2 separate regions of the Mus musculus genome follow, and region 2 is linked to region 1. Evidence: chromatin loops called from intact Hi-C (ENCODE). Cell type or tissue: left cerebral cortex. All regions are shown on one strand. Links, peaks and the distances in the headings refer to the core of each region. The heading gives the core; the rest is flanking DNA. Region 1 holds the start of Myrip (myosin VIIA and Rab interacting protein). Region 2 holds the start of Gm38642 (a long non-coding RNA gene).

The links. Hi-C counts contacts between places; a loop is a spot of excess contacts. Peaks named below come from ENCODE experiments on the same cell type or tissue, not always from the same donor. Only the 100,000 strongest peaks of a DNase experiment are listed, where the experiment ranks them.
Region 2: a loop joins it to region 1, with 2.3 times the contacts of the local background. A loop is called at or near these places in 5 of 42 quality-filtered maps.

The regions. Positions count from the first base shown.
Region 1 is chr9:120,298,987-120,307,323 of GRCm38, forward strand. It overlaps Myrip (myosin VIIA and Rab interacting protein), which reads left to right and starts at 5,087. Exons shown (of 17, transcript NM_144557.5): 1 at 5,087-5,214. In left cerebral cortex, for the core only: CTCF peaks have their summits at 640 (motif pointing right) and 4,518; DNase peaks (open chromatin) are centred at 4,178, 4,718, 5,253, 5,636 and 2 more places; H3K4me3 peaks cover 2,908 bases; H3K27ac peaks cover 2,699 bases.
Region 2 is chr9:120,207,088-120,215,424 of GRCm38, forward strand. It overlaps Gm38642 (a long non-coding RNA gene), which reads left to right and starts at 7,506. Exons shown (of 3, transcript XR_871360.1): 1 at 7,506-7,576. In left cerebral cortex, for the core only: a CTCF peak has its summit at 3,171 (motif pointing right); DNase peaks (open chromatin) are centred at 3,178 and 6,036.

The DNA.
Region 1 (8,337 bases), core at 158-8,157:
TAATTTGCCACTTCTGTGCTAGGAAAGGCCAAAAATAGCATAGTAACATTATTTGTAAATTCACTTTCTCCAGGTTACAAATGATAATTTTTCATAACTAACATATGCTAAATCTTGTTATGCACAAAACAATTTCATATGCAATGTATCAATTACTTAGAAAATTTCCAGGGCAGTAGAGAAGATGACACAGTATTTTATATTCGGAGAACCTAGGATTTGGCTAGGTTAAAGGACATGTCCCAGGTCGCACATCCAGGATGGGGTGCGCTCAGACCAGCACACTAGTCTTGTGATTGATGCTCTTTTAATTCTACCCAGAACCTCCTGGGACACATCCTTCTCCAGCCAGTACAAACGCATCAATCTTCCGAAAAATGGATTGTCTGAGTTTCATTTTAAAAGAAGACGGGGTACAGTTCCCTGCGTGCTCAAATGTCAAACAGCTCTTCTTCACAGAAGAAGACTCCATTAGACCCATCCACTGGTCAAGATGGATCTCTCTGATCTCCTCTAGTCTTGAGAGGCAGAGACCGGATCAGTGTTGTTTGTTTGTTTTTAAAATTAAGGCTTAGAACTTTTCTTACTTATGTGTTTGTATGCATGCCACATGTATACAGGTACCCACAAAAGACAGAAGAGGGAGCTATATCCCTGAGAACTGGGGTTATAAATGGTTGTGAGCTTCCTGGTGGAATTGCTAGAGACAAAAACACAGGTCCTTAGTGAGAACAGCAGGTGCTATGGGACTCTCTCTCCAGTCCCAGGAGGAATGAATCTTACTTGAGTTTGGCGGGATTTTGCTGGATGACAGCTCAGGATGAAAGGAAGACAGAAGTCAGAGTTTAGGACGTTTTTGTTTTGTTTTGTTTTGTTTTGTTTTGTTTGCCATGCTCCTGGTCACTCAAGCTATCTTCAAGATGCTGAACCTTTCAGAAACACATTCTAAAAAATCAGTATTATCTCTGGTGAGGAATCAGAGCAGGTCTCTTCACATGATGGAGGGCCATGGGAGGGGGCAGGACCCCCTCTGCCCCGTGAGCTTCTGGTTTTGGTGCTTCACTTCTTCCTACTCGGCATCTTGCTAAAATCCTTTAGCAATTCTGCCTGTCTCTCAAAATCCTTAGGTAAGGGATAGGACTTAGACCCTGAGAGTTGCATGGGACAGTTATATGCCAAACCAGCTTCGCAAAGACTAGCACCATGTTAAACAACCTCTGAGCCCAACCCCCACCGTTAGGAAGCAGCCCGTGACAGTCTACACTCCCAAAGCTACCTTGCGGGATTGGGATCCAGCTGTGGAAGCCGAATGAAAATGAATCTCTCTAACACTTCTGGACATGCTATTCTACTTCAGAAACTACCATTCATCCATCCACACTCCTTGCTGATCTATTCACAACAGCAAAGAGATCGAGCTGCCTTACCTGTCCATCAACAGATGCATGGGTAATAAAAATGTGGTGTAAAAATACCATGGGGCTCTACTCATCAGAGAAGGAAATGAAATTATGAAATTCATGGGAAAATGGATGGCTCTGGAAAATATCATGTGAGGTTAACCAGAGCAGAGAAAGAGAAATGATGTATATTATCTCTCATATGTGACTCCTAGATTCTAGAGAGAGTGTGTGTATGTGTGTGAATATGTGTTTGTTGATATGTGTGTGTGAATGTGAATATGTGTGTTATGTGTGAGCGTGTGTATGTGTGTGAGTATGTGTATATATGTGTATGAGTGTGAATATGTGTGTACAAGTGTGTCAATGTGTGTATATGTGTGTATTGTGTGAGTGTGTGAATGGGTGAGTGTATGGGTATGTGTATGAATATTTGTGTGTGTATAAATATGTGTGTGTGAGTGTGTATGAATATGTGTATGTGTGAATATGTTTATGTGTGTGTAAATGTATATATAAGTATGTATGTGTGAATTTGTGTGAGAGTGTGTGATTGTGTGTATATGTGTGTGAGTGTGAATATGTGTGTATATGTATGTAAATGTGTGTATGTGTGAATGTGTGTTCCTAGAGGTCAGAGAATTTGCAAAGGCCCCCTGAGAGGTAAAGTGGCTCCCTGTTGGCCAGCAAGGGGGCGTGGCTCCCCAGCAAGGGGGTGTGAATCCCCAGTAAGGGGGCAGGTGCAAGAGGTAAACACTGGCTGGTTTTCACCACCCTGCCCATCTCATCTTCTTGGCTTACAAACTGTTGGAATACCCCAGTCTTTGTTCCTTGAGATGGCTCAGTGATAAAGGGTACCTGGTGACCTAGCATTTAATCTTTGCACATGCTGTAAGAAGAGAACTGTGCTGGCTGGTTTTGTGTGTCAACTTAACACAAGCTGAAGTTATCACAGAGAAAGGAGCCTCCCTTGGGGAAATGCCTCCATGAGATCCAGCTGTAAGGCATTTTCTCAATTAGTGATCAGGGGTGGGAGGGCCCATTGTGGGTGGTGTCACACCTGGATTGGTGATCCTGGGTTCTATAAGAAAGCAAGCTGAGCAAGCCAAGGGAAGCAAGCCGGTAAGTAACATCCCTCCATGGCCTCTGCATCAGCTTCTGCTTCCTGACCTGCTTGAGTTCCAGTCCTGACTTCCTTTGGTGATGAACAGCAATGTGGAAGTGTAAGCTTATTAACCCTTTCCTCCCCAACTTGTTTCTTGGTCATGATGTTTGTGCAAGAATAGAAACCCTGACTAAGACAAGAACCAACTCTCAAATGTTGTCTAGTTCCTTAGGGTTTCTATTGCTGGATAAGACACCATACCCATGGGTGCTCTTACAAAAGAAAACATCTAACTAGGGCTGGCTTACAGGTTCAAAGGTTTAGTCCATTACTGTAGTGGCAGGAAGCATGGTGGTGTGCAGGCAGACATGGTGCTGGAGAGGTAGCCGAGAGCTCTGCATCTGGATCCACAGGCAACGGGAAAAGAGAGTGACACTGGGCCTGGCTTGGGCTTCAGAAACCTCAAAGCCCACCTCCAGGGACACACCTCCAACAAGGGCATACCTACTTCATGGTCACTGCTCCTAATAGTGCCACTCCCTATGAGCCTATGGGGGCCACTTTCATTCAAAACCTCACACTTCCACGTGCATGCCTTGGCATCTGAATGCCCATGAACACATACAATAAATATTTAAAAATCATTGCAGCCTTTACAGTGCGTACAGACTGGATTTGTTCAAGAAGTACATAGGTATTTTATTTTTATTTTATGAGTATTTTGCCTGTATATAGGTCTGCCTGCTATTTGCACGCCTTCTTCATGTGGTCAGAAGGCTTCGGATTCCCTGGAATTGGAGTTACAGATAGTTGTGATCTGACATGTGGGTGCTGGGACTCAAACTCTGGTCCTCTGAAAGAGCAGACCGTGCTATTAACTCATGAGCCATCTCTCCAGCCCAGGGCAGGGGGATTTTGTTGGGTGATGTAACATGCACTCTGGGAAACAGAAGACTGAACTCAGTCCTGGAATCTTGTAATTCCAGCCTAGGGGATGGTGCCGCCCACAGCTGACGGGTCTCCCCATAATCAAGATAATCCTGCGGTGGAATGCCCAGAGGACCACCTCGTAGGTGGTTCTAGTTTGTCTCAAGTTGACAGTTGCAATTGATCATCACAATCATAACACATAGCTTTCCCCCAGAGAGAGCACACTTTGGTTGTGCTCAGTGGCAGGAGCTGAGACACTGGCAGACAAAGGTAGGAGGGAGTCTTGTGAACGGTTGAATGTTGGACTGTGTGGATACTAACCGGGCCTACATAAACAGATTTAGAACGGAAAATAAGTAAAATGTACACAAAATAAGCTTTCTTTCATTTTAGCAGTTTAAAAATCCCTCAAGGGAGGAAACCGTTTCTTTAGAGAAACCAATTTAATGCCTTACACGTTCTTAATTTTCCTCCCTCGTTGCTCCGCAAAGGCGCTTCCCCCCCCCCCCATCTACCTTGCATGCATTTACATAGGACACGACCTCAGCTCATTGACCTATGAGATTTAGAACTGAGATTTAGATTTTGAAATCACCGCCGTAGCGCTATAGAAGCTTTATTCTGACGGAGTCGCTGCTGCCAGGCAGTTGACACTGACAGGTGTTCCCCAGTCGACGCTGCTGAGGCTTAAGTAGTTGGTCTCAATATCCGGGGCCCTGGGCTTGCTGGATGAGCAAGTGCGGCCCTAGATTGCAGGACAATCTCAACTCCTTGTCATCCTTTGGGGACCATGGACTGCAAGCACGCGCCCCAGAGCACTCCTCACTGGCAGTATTCCAGGACTCACTATCCCAGAGGTGCAGCGGTTATGGGGGCGCACACAGGATTAGAACCCCCTGAGCCAAGTGCGAGGTAGTCAGTGTGTGTTGAATGAGCGAGCGTGGCTAGCTCAGTAAATTCCCTGGAGAAGAACGTAATCCAGACCGGAATCACAACGGTGCCTTAAAAATACCTTGGGGTGGGGGGCAGTGAAGTGAAAGATGTTGATGCAGGCGGGCCACGAGTCTTTGGTGAGGCTGGAGCCAGCAGGTCGCGCTGTTCCTAGGACTAAGAAGGCCCAGGTTGCGGTGACCCATCCTTCAAGCGGGCGGGTCTCCAAGGATGCAGAGCCTGACTTCAATACTAGGGATGACCTGAAGCTAGGGCTGGTTGAGTAGGGGTGCTCACGATCGCGACCCCCGCACCGCACTGCGCCGCAGCCCGCAACGACCCGGGTGCGCGCAGCCCCAGCCCCGCCTCTTCCCTATGCGCCCCGCCCCTCCCGGCGCGTGCCACCCGCGCACCCGGGGAGCTCGCGAGGAACCCGCGGGGTAGGCGGCCGGTGTCCCGGCGCAGGCGCGCTGGTGTCGCCGCCGCTCCCGCCAGCCGCCCCGCACGCGCCCCCGCCCCGCCTCCGCACGCGCCGCCGCCCCGGGCGCCTGTGATTGGCGGTCAGCGGGGCCCGCAGGTGGCGGCGGCCGCAGTGGCTTGGGCTGGCGCTGGCTGGGAGCCTGGAGCGGGCGCCTCCCTCGCGCCGCGCGCCCTCGTCCTGCCCGCGCTGCCCGGCTCCCGCTGTGACTGCGGCCCCAGCTCGGGCGCACCGGCGATCTGCAGCCTCGGGATCGCGCGCTGGACGCAGGCTGCGGCAGGTGACCCGGGGCCATCCGAGGCGCGGTGGCTGTGAGCCTGGCCGCCATCCATGAGCTCCGCCGCGGACCCACTCCAGGCCGGCCACCCCGGGTGAGTCCTCCAGCTCTCCCCTCCGCGCCCGCAGCTCGATGCCATGCTTCCCTGCCACGTTGCCGCAACTTTTGGGGTGGGTGTCTGAAGATGTCGCGCGCGCGGTCCCCCGCACCTGGTGCGCGTCTGGGGCCAGGGCTGCGGGACATGGCCAGCCTGCCTGTGCGGAGGGGACGGTGGGGTCTTGGACTTAGCCTCGACAGAGTCAGATCCGCCTCTTTCCGTGGCTACGGGGGCGGGAGCTGACCCCTGCGTTTCCCCGATGGCCACGTAGCGCTCGGGATGCGGTGCGCCGCGCACCTTGCTAAGGGATCCGCGCACCGGCGGGCGCCTCAAACCACCCGGTGCGCACCCGGCAGCTGGCCAGCATGGACCACGTGACTCTTTTAGACTCTTAATGTTTGTAAAATGGGGCTAATTAGGTACTCGCCGAAGGTCATGGCCAGGGCACAGCGTTAACCCCCAAGGCAGACTGCGTCTGGGCTCAGCCCCGGGTTGCCTGAGGAGGAGAGGTGCGCTGGTGAGGCAGGCACTGGGCGAGGTGTTCCTTCGTCCTGCTCTCTTTCTCGGTTCCTCCTATCTTCAAAGACAGGAGACTTGTTGAGGTTTCGAGCTCATCCGCAGGGTCTCAATAGCGGTTTCGGGGGGTGGGGGGGTGGTTAACGTCTGGCTGTCTTCCGTGTGAGCGTGCTGTGGAGCATTTGTGTGGTGGGAACGCTCACAGTTGCCGCATCCGAGGTTCCATCCTCTTCTAGTCACTCAATTGACTGATGTTTCTGCAGAGTGTGGAGTCGAGGACTCTGCTAAGCGCCAGGGCTTACATAGACTGTGTTTGGCTTCTGGTCTCCCAAATAAACCTTGTCCTCAGGACGTGTGTCCCAGCCACTCTTCCAAGACACACCAAAGGGAGGGAGCTGACACACCGAAAAGCAGCTTTCTCTGAAGATCTCTCCCATCCGCTAAAATTCCTTGAAAATGGACTACATTTCTATCCGCCCCACCCCTTACCTATAATATACATTTTGTTTATTATCTTGAGACTTTCCCAGGGACGGGAGAGAGATTGTTCCTCCTGCCCTGCCATTTCCCTGTTCCCACATGTCCTTCTCACCCTCTGACCTCCAGCTGCAGTTTTGATACTCAGTGATGACACTGTTACACATAGTCCTGGGATAATTGACAGGCGTTTTTTTTTTTATTTCTTTCTTTCTTTCTCTCCCCCCCACCTCCCCGCTCCTGGGGCTCCCGGGGTACGGTGTGAAAAAGCGCTGGGGTTGTGGTACCAGGTAGAGGGAAGATGTTGTAAGGGATCTTTCGGGAGGAGTGGTATGGAAATGAGGTGATTTCAAGGATTTGACAGCAACATCAGGACCCTGTTTGCAGATCTAAATATCTTTTTCTAGAGATATTTAGTTTTGGTAAAGCTTTGAAGACTGCTTTCCATCTTCAGATTGGAATCCAGTGGGTAGCTGTTTTCCTGATCTTCCCCCCACCTATGGAGGGGGTGCCTCTGAACTAGAAGTTGTGTCTCTTTAGCTGGGGACTCTCTGGAGGTCTAAGGAGAAATTGCCTCCCCTCCTCCTCCCCCCTCGTGGTGTATGGTTGTTTCTGGGCATGTGTGTGTATATATAGTCAAGCATGTATGTCTCTCTGAAGATGATGTCTGTGGCAGGAGTCTTTTGAGATCTGGATTTTATCTTTCTGTGTGGGAGAGGGAAGGATGGAATTCACTCGAGTTTGGGAAAATGTCCTGCTAGCCACATCTGGTGTTAAACTAGCAGTCTTGTAGATCATGTCCGGGGTGGGGTGGGGTGGTGGTGAGGTGGTGGTGAGGTGGTGGTGAGGTGGGGGAGTGGGGTAAGAAAACATGACAGTGAGTTGGTATTCAGGGAAAGCAGAACTCAAGGTCTTCAGCCCTTGGTCAATTTGTCTTAACATGTTATTAAAGTATAATTACAAAAAGTTTTATAGCTCAAAAGTGTATATTTAGGGCTGGACAGACAGCTCAGCAGTTAAGATCACTGGCTGCTCTTGCAGAGGACCTGGGTTCGATTCTCAGCACCTGTGTGTTGGCAAATAACCATCTGTAACTCCAGTTCCAGGGAATCTGACATCCTATTTTGACCTCTGCAGGCACAGAACACACATGGCACACATATATACACCCAGGCATGTATACACAGATAAAACAAAATAAAGTGAGTAAATATTTAGAGTGTATATTTGATGGATTTTAATAGACAAGCCACACCTGTGTATCTGGTGTCCAGACTAAGAACAAAAAGCTTCGTAGTTTCCCTGTAACTCATGAAAGGCAGCAGCCCCAGAGGCAGCTATCACCTTGTTTAGTTTGGCCAGGCAACATTCACTTCATCTTTATCCCATCATTTGCCTATCAAGCTGAAATAAGAGCTTCCTAGTTCTATGTCCTTTAAGACAGTGTCTTACCTATAGCTCAGGGTTCATGGGATTCTCTACATAGTCCAGGCTGAACTCAAACCTGTGGTGTTCCCCTGCCTCAGACTCTGGAGTACTGGTATTAATGGTGTGAGCCATCTCTGGCTTAATTTTTTTTTAAACCTTCCTTTTTATCGAGCTCAAACCAAGAGTCCTTTATCTACGGCAGACAACTAGTAGAAAAAGTCTCATCTTAGGCTCTGGGTTGGCTGTCCCCCATCCACGAATGATCAGTGTTCTTTGATTGGGGTGATGGGAGACCCCGGGTATAGCAGTGGGGTTCAGTTTACTCCCTGTATCTCTCTCTCATCTTAAGTGGTGTGATATAAATGAAAAATATGAATGGCTTTATTTCTAATTCCTCAAAGTCAAAAGTTGGATGGAATCATAACATTTCAACTCATCTACGACCTGTTGGGGCTGTTGCCTCATAGTGGCCACATGTTAGCTGGAGAACCCAGACACCCACCATCACGACAGGGATAAAATCCAACAGCCCAGGATCTCCAGAAACAAATAATGTTCATAAATAATGTTTTCTGCTCTCTGATCGGAAGGCCCCTTTTGGTCCCTACTACTAAGTCCATGGATAGACTCCATCTGGGGTTTGGGAGCTGTTTTGTGATCTGGGCCAATGCTGCCTTTTCCTCAGTCCTGTGGAACTAT
Region 2 (8,337 bases), core at 41-8,040, 92 kb before region 1:
GCGCATGCATCCATCTGCTCGTGGGACCACCCAGTCGCTCCTCAGTACGTTGCCTCAGCTTAAACTTTCCAGGCCCAGAACCGTTTCTCATATTTCATGATCTCGAGGTTTTGCCAAAACATTCCAAGTTAGAGGGGTGGGTCAGAACCGCGTTGGGCAACAGTGTCAGGCGTTTGTAGTGGGTAGACACTAATCTGCATCAGTTAGGCTGGTGGGCATCTCTGGATCCCTCAAAGCGTTTTGCATCAAGCTCATTATTAAATGTCTGCAGAGGAAACGTCATGCATCCAGCGAAGTTCTGATGTCCTTCCAGGTCCTACTGTAGGTACTGGAGACAGAGTGAGGAGTGACAGGAGCAGACCCGTCCCCCCAAAGGAGCTTATATTTTGGCGGGCAAGGCAGGAAATAGAAAACACCCCCCCCCCATCCTGGTTTGGCTGCCACTGCCTTCGTCTATAACTATGGAAGCTGATACATATTTCATACACACATAGTGGATGGGGAGGATTTACAGGAAGAGGGGAAATTCTAATTGTTGGGCTGTGCACTGTGATAACCTCTAGCCACAGACTGGCTGCTTTAATATACATTCAAGAGGCTGGAGCCATGGCTCAGTGGAAGGGGGACCTGGGTTGAGTCGCTCCCGTACACACGGTGGGTCACAATCACCTGTAACTCCAATTTCAGGCCATCTGACACCTCTTCTGACCTCTGCTGGCTTCTGCACTCACGTGGTGCACACACCTACACTCAAGCACACAGGAAAGCATATAAAATCAAATAATAGAAAATTAACATACGATTAGATTGAGATGATTAAAACCCTTAGTTTATCAATGTCACCAGCCATTTCAGTGATTACTGTTGCCACCATCTATGGCGGCGAACGGCCACCCAACTGAGCAATGCAAACAGAATACACTTCTACAGTCCCAGGGAGTCTGCTGGACAGCGCAGCTCTCTGCAGCGGTTGCTCCCACTCCCCTTTAGTATTGAAGCTCTAGAACAACCTTGTTATGGTGTATTGTGTTTCACGTCCACATATTTATCGCAAGCAATGGCTCACATCACTATGGACTGCGATGAGCATTAGTATCTGAGGGCGACTAGCAAGCTGTCGATCAGGAGAGATGATGAAGTGGTTGTGGCTGGAGTTTGGAGGATGAGAACATGGGAGACTCCGTGGAGCAGTTCCTGGAGGAGGCTGAAGGTACAGGAAGAGCAGGTGTCTCCACAGAGAGGCAGGAAGGGGCCAGGGTTCTAGTCCCAAGGTCAACGTGCAGTTTTCAGGGTAAGGCTTCTTTTCGTGTCAGATTTAACAGCTGGGTGAGTCTCGGTGTTAGCTTTATGTCACCGTGACCAAGCACCCGAGACTATCAACCTGAAAGGAGGAAAAAAAAATCTATTTTGACTCATGGTTTAAGCACAGCTATTTAAAAAAAAGGATTTATTTTACTTTTTATTCATGTGTCTATGTGTGTCTGTGTGCGCATCTGTACACATGAGTGTGCCTGTGGACGCTACAAATGGATACTGGGTCTCTTGGAGTTAGAGTTACAGGCACTTGTGAGCTGCCTGACATGAGTTTGAGGACCTGAATTCAGTCCTCAATAGTGTGTGTTCTTAACCTCTGAGCGTCTGCGCAGCCACAATTTCAGAGTTTTTTGGCCCATGAGTCCAGGCTGGCTCTGGGCCTGCGTTGAGGAAGAGTAATGTGTGAGTATCCAGGGTGGAGCACAGGCCCTCACCTGAAGGCAGCCTGGAGGCAGAGACAGAGTGACAGGGACACAGAGACAGTGAGAGAGACAGAGGGGATGGGGCGGACTGAGGGCCTGCCACTGAGCCTGGCTGATGCCCCCTACGGTGGTGCCTCGGGCAGCGGGCCAAGCGAGTGGCTTTTGTGTCATTTAAAGCCCAGCACTGACCTGATGAGCCTCATCTACGTTGGAGGCAACACATTTTGCTCCTTGCTTCAGGAATGCTAACCTTGGGCTGTGGAGACGGCACAGAGCTTAAGTGCCTCCCTCACAAACTGGAGGACCGGAGTTTAGGTCCCCAGAAACCAGGGGATGTTGGGTGTGTGGGCCTGTCTGTGATTCCAGCATTGGACTGAGCTGACTGTCAAGATAGCCATATGGGTAGGCTCTGGTTTAAATGAGAGACCTCAATGAATACCTACATATTCATGTGTGCTCACATATGTGCAAACCAGCATGCTTGTATGCACACTGCACACATGCCACACACACACACACAGCACACACCCAGTACACACATGTACTTCACATACCACATACACATACTGGACACATACAGTGTACACACACACCACACATACACACTGCACACATACACTACACAAACACAGTGCACACACTTTACATACCACACACACAGTGCATACACACTTCACACATACTACACACACATACACCACACATACACACTGCACACACACAGTGCAAACATGCACTTCACATACCACACACACATACTGAACACACACAGTGCATACACCACACACACACACACACACTGCACACACATGCTGCACACACACTGCGCACACACACACATACTCACAAACATGGAAAATATTAGACCATATGCCCTCTCTGTGGGTCATACCCCAACACCTCCACGGCATCACCAACCCAGAGTCTCACTAAACCTTGCTGTGCAAAAGTCTACAAGCGGTGTGGGTGCACATATGTAACACCGGCCTTGAGGCAGGTGGGGATCATAATAGCAAGGTCAATCTTGAATACAGTCCTCATCTCAGAAAGGGCTCGTTTGGGAGCTGAAGCAGCTGGTCCGTCAAACAGCAGTAGTCAGGAGCAGAGAGAAATCTGCACACCCGTTTGGTCTGCTTGCTTACTGCTCATGCCCCCCCTGGCCTTCCTCACTCTTTTAAAAGAGTATTTATGGGAGGCAGAGGCAGGCGGATCTCTGAGTTCGAGGCCAGCCTGGTCTACAGAGTGAGTTCCAGGACAGCCAGGGTTACACAGAGAAACCCTGTCTCAAAAAACAAAAACAAAACAAAACAAAACACAACACAACAACAACAACAACAACCACAACAAAAAAGAGTATTTATTTTGGGTGTATGAGTGTTCCTCCTCTCGGTATGTACATGCACCATGTGCATGCTGTACCCCCAGAGGCCAGAAGAGGGCGATGTTGTCCCATTGCCTGAAATTGGAGTTCTGGCCAGCAATCTAGTGTACAAACCCACACAGATACGCAGACACACATAATTACAAATAAAACACGTCTCTACAAAAGAGGGTTCTTTATGAATACCAAAAGGTATGAGCATCTCTCTGGAAATCCAGCAGGTCTTAGGGACTCTACTAGGAACCAGGGACAAAGCCAAAATAGGTGATGCATTATGCTATAGTGTGTCAACATGTTCCCAGGTAGATCCTGGAATCTGAAATTCAAGAGGAAAGAGGTGGTCCACAGGCGTTCTTAACTGGGCATCAGAGCACTTTCTAAAGCACGAGACTCTTAGGCTTTTTTTTTTTTTTTTTTTTTTTTTTTGAGTCATTATCCTCACTGTGGCAGAGATTCAAATCACATTTAATATCTTTCTATTATTTCCACATCATCCATCCACATTCCCAGACCAATAACTCAGCCACGATGGCAGTCGTCAGACCTCACTGGGGAGGAAAATAATTTGATTCTGCTCAGAAAGGACACGTTGGTCTGTGTCACCCCTCTAAGATCAGCAATCAAAGCAATTGTGATTTTCTCCTTTTCCCCTGGCTTGATAAGACCTTTCTCCATAATGAATAAATGTGTATTCATGCACTGACCCCGAGTGTTTTCCCTCTAGAAATAATTGTGTGCCTCTCTGAAGAGACTCCTTATTATCCCCACAGAGAAAAGATGGCTGTGTCACCAGTGGCCCGTGGTTCACTGACGTAGGCCTGTGAGTCAGCTGGACCCTGGACAGTGATCATAGCTGTGACAAGAGGGGACAGACTTCTGCTCTGGGAGTTGCTAATTAGAGAACAGGGAGGGAGTCATGATAGGGAACATTCCAGAAAGGAGTCTCTGCTGAGTTATAATTATGGCTGGGTCAACTCACAGTCACTTATGAAAGTAAAAGAGTTTCCATTGGAACAACCAAAGGCTGAGGGTTTTAAACTTGACACCAAGACATCGCTGTAAAAATGGCTCCTAGCTTGCTCCCTACTGCTGAGTAAACACCATGACCAAACACTTGGAGAGGGAAGGGTTAACTACACCTTAACCCTTGTAGTCCATCCTTCAGGGAAGTGGGGGCGGGGAGGGGGGGGGGACTCAGGGAAGATGGGAACTGAAGACATGAGGGAACTTTGCCTACTGGCCTGTTTCCCATGGCTGGTCCATCCTGCTTTCTTATACAACCCAGGACCCCCTGCCCAGGGAGGTCACACCCACAGTGGGCTGGACCCTCCCACACTCATCAAGAAAATATCTGTGGACTTGCATACAATCTGATGAAGGTGTTTTCTCAGTCGAGAGTCCCTCTTCCCTGACTTGTGTCAAGTTGGACACACACACACACTAGCCAACACACACACACAGTATAGCCAACACACACACACACACACACACACACACACACACACACACACACACACACGTCAGCACACCAAGGGAGCAGTTGAGACAATGCAGATGTAGAAGAGAGGCCAGATTCTGGGATAACCCTACACCTCTCTAAGAAGTACCCACTGTGGCTGAGCCTGCTTGGTAGAGAACTTGTCTAGCATGCACTAGGTCCCAGGTGTGATACACAGCATCACACAAACTAGGAGTGGTGGCTCACACCTGTGATCCGAGCACTCTGGAGGTGGAGGCAGGAGTATCACTGTCTTGCTAGGGGTCATTGCTTCTGGGTTACTTAGAACTAAGTCCAGGAAGCTCATACGTAAATGGGGACAGTGGCTCTGTGGTCAACCGCAGAGGGATTTCAGGGAAGATGTCAACACATGGTCCCGAATCCGAAATGGTTTATTTGTTGGTTATGTTTAGAATTGTTAAATTCCCTTGCTCCACGCCCGCATCTTCCAGTTCTTATAATTAAAATTAGGATGGCTTGGAGGTTCTTTCCTCCCTCCCTCCCTCCCTCCCTCCCTCCCTCCCTCCCTCCCTCCCTCCCTCCCTCCCTCCCTTCCTCCTTCCTTCCCTCCTTCTCTCCCTCCCTCCCTCCTTCCTTTCTTCCTACAGAAGGAAGAGAGACAGGATCTTCTGTATCTTGGGGCAGCATCCAATTCTATGTAACTAAGAATGGCTTAGAACTCCTGAACCTTCTGCCTGTACATCCGAAATGGTTGGATTACAGGCATAAGCCACCACATTTGGTTCAATAATTAAATTAACTAATTAACTGATTGCTCGATCAAATACAGGATTTCATGCAGCCCAGGCTAGTCTCAAACTCAGCATGTAGCTGAGGATACTCTGACTGCTCCCTCCATCCGAGTGCTGGGATTACAGGCGTGTGCATCCATGACCTGCTTACGTGGAGCTGTCAACCAAATCCAGGCCTTTGTGTGTGCTAGGCAAGCACTCTACCAACTGAGCCACACATCCAGCCCTGGAATTGTCTTTTAACCAGAGCATGTGAGAGAGGTCTTTATAGACACTATTATTGCACATATTTTTTTTTTTTGTGGCTGTTGTTGTTTGAGGAACTGGGGAATTGAACCCTTGAATCCAGGACCCTTTTCATGTTAGGCGAGCATTCGACCACTGACCTACATCCTCAGTGAAGAGGGAAGCTTTCTAGAAGCAGCAGAAGTATCATCAGTCAGACATGGGCCTGATGTGGGATCAGCAACCAAAGCCATGGCATAAGAAAGCAGTAACAATGTAACATTTGGAAAGACAGGGCTATTGTTTCCTAGCAGAATAAAGCAAGGAATCTAATTGAGTTGGAGGAAGCAAGCAGCCGGTTCAGTGCTCACTGTGTGGGCACTGCGTACACCATTCTATTTACACTTGCACACTCCTGGGAATGGCCGACAGCAGGAGCTGAGGAAATGATACTGCCTGCTTTAGTGCTCAGCAGAGTGCCATCCAACTGTACAAATGGGAGACCTGTTTCCAAGCAGGAAGGGATTCCTCTTGTCCTTTCACAGACACAGCTTGGGGAGTGCAAATGGGCTCAGCGTTTCTAGAGCGTAATTCAGCAGTCTTACGCAAATCTGTTCAGGCTGGCTGCAGAGTGTAAATGTGAAAGGGATATAGCAATAGCATTTTCTATCATCGTCGTTGTCATCATCTTCATCACCACAATCATCATCACCACCACCATCATCATCATCGTGCAAGTATGCTCATGGCGTGCACATGTACACGTTCACATGTGTGGGAGGTGTGAAGCATGCAAGCATAGGGAGTTGTTGTGTAACCTAGGACTCCACTTGGTTTGGCTTACGCACACAGTCCTCTTTTGAGAATGGAATTGGCAGCCTAGCTCCTTTGCCCATGTGTGCTGCACACACCCCACCTAACAGTGCACCTAGCAACCTCTGGCAACCTCCAGCCCCCTCCCTCTCTGAACAATGTGAGAAGTTTCTCTTTCCCCGAGTGGCTGTTAGAACAGTTTCTATTTAATTTTTTAGATGATTATTTATTTATTTTATGTTCCTGAGTGTTTTTCCTGCATTTGTGAATGTGCACTGTGCCCATTTACAAATGAGACATTTCTCCAACTCTGACCATCTCTATTTAAATGTATTCCTGTATTAAACAGTATCTTGGTCTGGGAGGGGAGGAGGGGCTAATATAGCCTGAGTTGATTTGGGGTGTATGGGTGGGTGTGTTGGTTAATTTTTATCGTCTACCAGACACACAGGGGAGAAAGGGTGCCTCCATCAAAGGACGGCCTGGACCAGACTACCCAAGTTGGGTTTGGTCATGGTGCTTCTCACAGCCACAGATATAAACCAGGGGTCTGGAGCAAGGGTTCAGCAGGCTAAGAGAACTGGCTGCTCTTCCAGAGGACCCAGGTTTGATCCCTAGCACCTACACTGTAGTTCACAACTCCAGTTACCATGTCCTCTTATCACCTCTGAGGGTACCAGACGCCTGTGTGGTGCCCATAGACACACATGCAGGCAAAACACTCACGTACAAGAATACTTTAAAAAAAAAAAAAACTAAAAAGAAAGCAAATAATGACGATATGCAACAAAGCAAAACTGTCCTTAAGTGAATTTTCAGGATGAATCCCCTATTGATCATTTTGCGCCTAAGCATATAAGATAATTGGTCATGCATATGATTAAAATCAGGTGCATTGTGGGAAGAGACACGTCCAGGAGAGAAATGGTTATACAAGCTAATTTATCATTCAGGCCACAGAACCAAGACTGGAGACATGGCTCAGCGGGTTCAGAGCCTGGCAGCTTCTGCAGAGGATCTGCGCATGTCTCTGGTGGTCTGGGTTGGCGTCGGGTGCTTCCGGGTTCTTGGCCTCTTATCCAGGAACTGAACAGAAGCCCACGCAGATGTGCAAAACCTCACTACCCGCCAGGTTACAACTGGAGGGTTGCCATGTGTGGGAAATCCTGCAGTAAGTAGTTTTGCTCCATTTTATTTGCCCAAGTCTTAACAGTGAATTATTATTTAGTTGAAACACCATTGATTGTTTAGCAGATAATTGAGAGAGGTAATTAAAAGGTAGTCATTTAAGACAAACTGAGTTTTCGGATAATTGACCCAGGCTGGGCTGACGGCCAGCTATTTACTGCTGTTGCTGGTGAGGATATTTTACCTGACGGTGGATTATTGACATGCACGCCCCGAATCATGTGAGCGCCTAGTATGTTTGAAATTTAAAACAAACCCTTTTCTTGACCTTGGGACTCTGTGTCCAGAGAGGAGGAAGGCAGATATGGCAGCTATCCAACTCTATTTTCATAAAAAAGCCAGTAGTGGATTTTATTTTTAGTTTGGACTAGACTGGCAAAATGGACCTCTTGTAACAGACAGAATGGGGCTGGCTTTATTTGCTCCCTCCCTCCACCCTCTCTTCTGAAGACCTCTAGACCGTCCAGCTTCTCTTCATCACCTTGTTGTCATATCACTTCGCTCGACACGCCCTGTGGTCCGCTTTTCATTACCAGGAGACATAGGAGGAAGCCATCAGCTCAGGACGGAGCAGAGCTGTGCTCAGTGTTTCAGGAAGGGTTCAGGATATCGCGGGAGCAAGGACCGAGAAACTGGTCTCACTTCCTGCGCAGGAAGTGAAGGAGGGAAGCAGAAGTGAAGGGAAAAGCGGAAGTGAAGGGGAAGCAGAACTAAGGGGGAAGTAGAAGCCTAAGTGTTTATTTG